Regions from separate parts of the Homo sapiens genome. Here region 2 is linked to region 1. A link is an interaction called in ENCODE POLR2A ChIA-PET data of the cell type or tissue named here. Cell type or tissue: endothelial cell of umbilical vein. All regions are shown on one strand. Links, peaks and the distances in the headings refer to the core of each region. The heading gives the core; the rest is flanking DNA.

The links. ChIA-PET counts read pairs that join two places held together with the same protein. Peaks named below come from ENCODE experiments on the same cell type or tissue, not always from the same donor. Only the 100,000 strongest peaks of a DNase experiment are listed, where the experiment ranks them.
Region 2: POLR2A ChIA-PET joins it to region 1 with 10 read pairs; 2 of 35 experiments call an interaction of 5 or more read pairs at or near these places.

The regions. Positions count from the first base shown.
Region 1 is chr3:30,680,666-30,683,580 of GRCh38, reverse strand. All of the region lies in intron 5 of TGFBR2 (transforming growth factor beta receptor 2), which reads right to left. Among named protein-coding and RNA genes, the nearest start is that of TGFBR2, 76 kb to the right of the region's middle. In endothelial cell of umbilical vein, for the core only: no CTCF peak of the experiment used is centred there; DNase peaks (open chromatin) are centred at 1,540 and 2,560; H3K27ac peaks cover 2,500 bases.
Region 2 is chr3:30,485,723-30,488,637 of GRCh38, reverse strand. No RefSeq gene overlaps it. Among named protein-coding and RNA genes, the nearest start is that of LINC01985, 32 kb to the left of the region's middle. In endothelial cell of umbilical vein, for the core only: no CTCF peak of the experiment used is centred there; no DNase peak of the experiment used is centred there.

The DNA of each region.
Region 1 (2,915 bases), core at 240-2,739:
CCACTGTTTCTTTCACAAAAGTGGCTTAGGTGGAATAGTGAGATTAAAAGTGATTAAAATTTTTCCCTTATTACTTGCAAATGAGCACTTCTCAATCAATTTTTTATAAAAGCCCAGATGTTTTGCCCTCAATTCATTGGGAATAAAGGCTTTGGTAAAATACAGTAGAAATGAATTACAAGAAAAATGAATCCCACTTGAGTGTTGTGGCAACATCAAACTGCTATTAAAGGCACAAAACACATCTTGGTTTCTGTCCTTATATTGCAAATCTGTAACAGAGAGTTTGAGGACCAGCACCTGCCAAAGACCACACTTGGAGCAACATTGCCCTAAATGCTTCTTAAGGAATGTGAGATGCATTTTGACACAGGAAAAAAGAGCACAAGTTATTAAACATATTTTAAGGGTTTCAAATGAGTCAGACAAAGAATATTGAAAAGGTCTTCAGAGACGGGATCCAACATCCTCATTTTACAGTTGAGAAAACTGAGGCCCAAATAGTACACTGGATTCCAGGAAGAGCATTTAGAATTGTGCACTTTATTACTGTTACTCTGAAGAAATTTGCCTTTGCCTTTTTAGGAAGCTTTCATGCTTGCTCATCTCTGCCAAGCATTGCAGAGATTTCTCCCCTAACCAGAGCAAGTACAGCTGGGGCAGTCCCTGGTATGAACATGCCCTTCCCAAATGTGACAAGTGTGTCCCTCCCTGCCTTGATGGGGCCCTCCTCAGCATACAACCTTGAGAAGGGGAACCTTATGGGATCTGCTGGGTGGTTGTTATTTGTAATTTCTAAGCCAGCTATGCAAAAAAACAATTACAAAGAGCAGCCCTCTCCTTAGCTGGTATTATTTACCCACATTAAACCCAAACACTTGTCCTTTCTGGGTTTAGGGAAGTAGATGTGACTGGTGGTGGAGGTGAGGTAAGGATGAGAATCTCATTTTAGCTACAGGCATCAGATTGGGGCATAGTTGGCAATAGAATTAATGCAGTTCCTCTTTGCACATTTGATCAAATGATGCTTGACCTTGGGCCTCTCTCTTGTGAAGAACTGCATAAAAAGCAAGTTCAGGAGTGTGTGGGCTGAGTCCAGAGAAAATGTTACACCTGGCTAACCTATAACAAGAACCACCTTTTTAAAAAAAATTGGAATTGCCTCTAAGAGAAAAAGCGAAGGCTTAGAGAGTATGACTGAGTTTAGCACTTCAAAAGTGGAAGAGCTAACAATATGCATTGTAAGTATTATTTGTTGTTTTTGCCCTGACTCCTTTAAAAAGTAGATATGAGGACTTAGAAAAGAGATGCCAAGAGTTTGTGCCTCACTTCCTATATCCACAAAATAAGAATAGTCACATATGCCCCCTACAATTATTCAGTGTGATGCTGCAGGGCCAGCTGCACCGCCACCTCCCAACCCCATTGCACTGGCTCTTCCGGTTAGGCTGGCCCAACTCCAGGAGGAACAGGCAGAAGGGCTGGAGTGAACCCTCCCAGCTCGGCCTGGAGCAGCCCTCCAGCAAACTGATGGGAATTGGAAAGATAAAACACCCAGCTTCCTTTGAGTCAGGTGGTATGACACTGAGGTGTGTGTTCTGCTCGTAGTTATACTCCAGTTGCCCATGGTGGTAACCCACTTGATAAGATATCCTTTACTGGTTTCCTTCCCTTTCCTGACTCATTTCCTCATTCTCTTACTGGCATTTCCTGCAATCTCTTCCCAAATAAACTACTAGTACTCAAATTCTTGTTCCAGGGTTGGAGGCACTCCACCCAAGACATATGCCTACACAGCAGAATTAGTTCATCAAACCAAGTCTTTGTCTCACCCTCAGACTGTTTCTGAAGCCAGACAGACGGGGCTGAACACCTCAGAATTTCCCTGAGTGCCTCAAACGGCATCTTTTCTAAAAAACCTCTTTATTTCACTGCTTGAGAACGACTTTCTCTTACTTCCATCTCCCTCCCGCCACCTCTCTCTGCAGTCTTTTCACTGATGGAAGCCACCCGCAACCGCCCGGCCCTCGCAGCTTCTTTTAATTTGTCTCAAAAGGCTCTTAAGAGAAAACTACGCTTGCCTGTCTCTTCCCAGTTCCACAACCCTCAGAGGGCAGGTCTCTGGGACAGCAATGGTATTCCTCGGAAAGTCAGCATCTGGTGCACAGCTGCTGTTTTGACTGTAGTCCCAATGTAACAGGGCAGCAAAGTTGTTGATGGTTTTCCCCAAAGCAGTACCCCCGAGTTTTCATATCTGCTTTCCAGACTGTGCTCCCTTGAAATCCAGGAAAATGAAGCGTTTCAATCCTGGTCTCTCCTCAGCCGTCTCTCCAACGCCTCCTTTTTTTCTGTCTCTTTCTTCCCCCAGCCCCTTCCCTTTCTTTTTGGTTCATTTGCACTTTTTTTTTTTTTTTTTTTTTCATCTCACAAGGCTGCAGCAACTTGACAATACACTAAGGAGCCCTTCTTGGAGTTGTGTTGCTCCTCATTAAATACTTGTTCAGCTGGCTGCTACGTGTCAGCTTCTATTCAAAGGCCTAAATGCTAGGGATGTGGAAGTCAGTGTGCTTGCAGGCCAGTTTGGCTGGGGATGACGAGAGTATTTTGCCTGCTGTGTTCACCAAAGGGGGCCCTGAACAGGACCGCCTTCACCCGCCTTCACCCGCCTTCCACACAACACACAAACACTTGTATGAACACCAAACAGACTGAAAGCCTGGGACAGAGATTTCTTTGTAAAAGAGAAGCCATCTCCAGTTCTGTCCTTGCTGAATGGCGATTTCATGAAGCTTTTTCTCCTTTTTCGTAGAACAGTAACACACCAATCACCTCCTCTTGTCTTGTTCTTACTTCAAACAATTCTGAAAGATTTGTTTTCTTTTTTTTTTCTTTTGTATTCTTTCAGAGGATTAAAA
Region 2 (2,915 bases), core at 176-2,675, 190 kb after region 1:
GTTCCTTCTTCTAACCAAGGGACATGAATGAGTGAATGTGAATGGTATTTGGCAGCATCCACTTTAATAATTTCAGAAGCTTAAATTAGCATGGTACGTTCTGTAGAGTAGGTGTTAGCTAGATCCAGCTTACTATCTGTCTTTGTAAGATTCAGGAGCTAAGAACGGTTTTAACATGTTTAAATGGATTAAAAAAATCAAAATAGAAATAATGTTTTGGGACATGCAATACTATATAAAACTCAAGATTGTGTCAAAAATGTAGTTTTATTGGAATACAGCTATGCTTATATATTCGCTGTGGCTACTTTTGGTTCTATGACAGGACAGTTGATTAGTTGTGACAAAGACCACATGGCCCACGAAACCTAAGATATTTACTATCAGGCCCTTTATAGAAAAAGTTTCTTGATCTGTTCTCTGTAGTGTAAAACCTGGCAGTTCAGTAATTGAAATACCTAGCCACAGAATATAACTGAAATATGTAGCCACTTTAAATAATATAATGTTTTGGTAAAACCCCCAGGATAAGCAAGTAAAAAAATACATTTCTAGATACCTCTGTTAGCTTGCTTTGTAGATTTACTAGTTATAAACCATTAAAGCAAAACAAAGATTTTGATTTTAGAATATTTGATTTGCATGCATTTTTCCACTGGTATATAGATAGCCCGTCTAGAGTCTTGTAATATATTAAGGCTGCCACTCAGCTGGGTGCAATGGCTCATGCCTGTAATCTCAGCACTTCGGGAGGCGAAGGCAGGTGGATTGCTAGAGTTCAGGAGTTCGAGATCAGCCTGGGCAACATGGCGAAACACTGTCTCTACAGAAAATATAAAAATTAGCCCTACATGGTGATGCACACCTGTAGCCCCAGCTACTTGGGAGGCTGAGGTGGGATGATGGATTGAGCCCAGGAGGTTGAGGCTGCAGAGCCACGATTGTGTCACTGCACTCCAGCCTGGGTGACAGCAAGACTCTGTCTCAAAAAAACAAAACAAAATAAAACCAAAGATTGCTATTTATATATGGCAAAAAAATTCTTGTTAGCCTATATAATTGTTCTTATCTTTCTCTTTCCTATAGCAATGGTGTTTGCTAACTAAATGGATTCTCAGATATTGAGAAGGAGCAAGCAGAGGTGGGATAATGAGGGAGAAGAGAAGATGTTATGGACTGAAGTTTGTTTCCTCCAAAATTCATATATTAAAGCTCTAGCCACCAATATGATGGTATTAGGAGGTGGTGCCTTTGGAAGTTCATTATGCTTAGATGACATCATGAGAATAAAGCCCCCATGATGGGATTAGTAACCCTATAAGAAGAGGAAAAGGTCAGAGCTCTCTTTCTCTCTCTTTTCCATGTGAGAATACAATAAGAAGGCAGCCATCTGCAAGCCAGTAACAGACCCCTCACCAAGAACTGAGTCTGCTGACACCTTGAACTTGGACTTCCCAGCCAACAGAATGGTGAGAAATAAATGTCTTTTGTTTAAGTTACCCACTTGACAGTATTTTGTTACAGCAGCCTGAGCACACTAAGACAGAGAGTAGGAGGAAGGAGCTAGAGAGAGACAGACCACATTCCTATTTAACTCATTGGTAATTATTCCTAATCTTACAACTTTGACTCTTGGGTAGCATTAAGATACAGGTTTTATATTAACATTACTACCCTAAATCCACGCTGACTTTTTATGGTTTATCACTTTACTTGTGTCTGTTAAATAAAGGCCAATAAATCCTGAGAATGATCTCAGGTATTCCTGACAGACACTGCTAGGTGATAAAAATATGATAAAAGTACCCCCAATAAAGAAAGGAAGAAATAAACTGTCACTTGCTGAGAGTCTGTACCTAGTCCACCTTTTTCATATGCTATCTCTGTAATGCCATTAACAACACTATAAAATAGGTACCATTATTATCCTCATTTTATGCCAAATGAAACTGAGTCTTGGATACATTAGATAAATGCCGCTCAAAGACTTACAGCTAGTAAGTGGTAGGACTAAACTTCCAGCCAAGGCTTTCTGTTGACCAAGTCTCTGCTCTTTAAAACCAGACATGCCACTTTGTAGCAGTTCCAAGAAAATGTTTTCACTCTAAGTTCCAGGAAAGGGAAGACATCCCTAAAATATTCTAGCTCATCTGCTGGAAGACAGACTTAAAAATCTTTAGACTGAGGTCGAGAAATTCCCTACAACAACTTTATTTATGACTATAGAGAGTCCTTCATCTGTCTGAAACATTAATGGGTCAGAATAATCATTCAATGAGTTGCCTGCAATAGTCACTTCAATTGGAGATGGCACTAAAGGGATAAACTTTTCCGCACATTTTCTCCACTGCCTGGGCCCCACTGCTGGTGGGATACCAATTCTGCATGCTTTTGGTATCTAGAACAAATGAAGGTCAGTGTGAAAAGACTATTTTCAGATATTCTTTTATTAATGTTCTTTGGAGGACAGATCATAAAGAAGTGGGTTATTTCCAAAACTCTGCCACAATCCTTCTCTGTAAGATACTAGGGAATCTGCCTGCTTTTGATGATTCAGCTTGTCTATTAGGAGAGTGAAGTGTTTTAAATTCTCTTTTTTCCTTCCTTCTTTCCCTTGTTTCTAACTTCTGATCCTTCTAATACTTTTCAACCACTTTGAAATTTTTGTTGAGCACCTACTAAATGCATGGCCTTGTACTTTGTTGTTGCAACAAACATGAATGTGAGCTAAAAAACAGCCACTCTACCCCTAATCCCAATCACATTTTACAATAAAGTAAAATAATCTGAAGACTTCTTTTATGAATGTCTTCTCCCCTTCCTTAAACTGATTACCCATCCTGAGTCTTGCTTCTTGCTTTCCAGGTCAGATAAGTTGCTGCATCAATCAGTGAACTTGGAGTTCATCTGTCAAA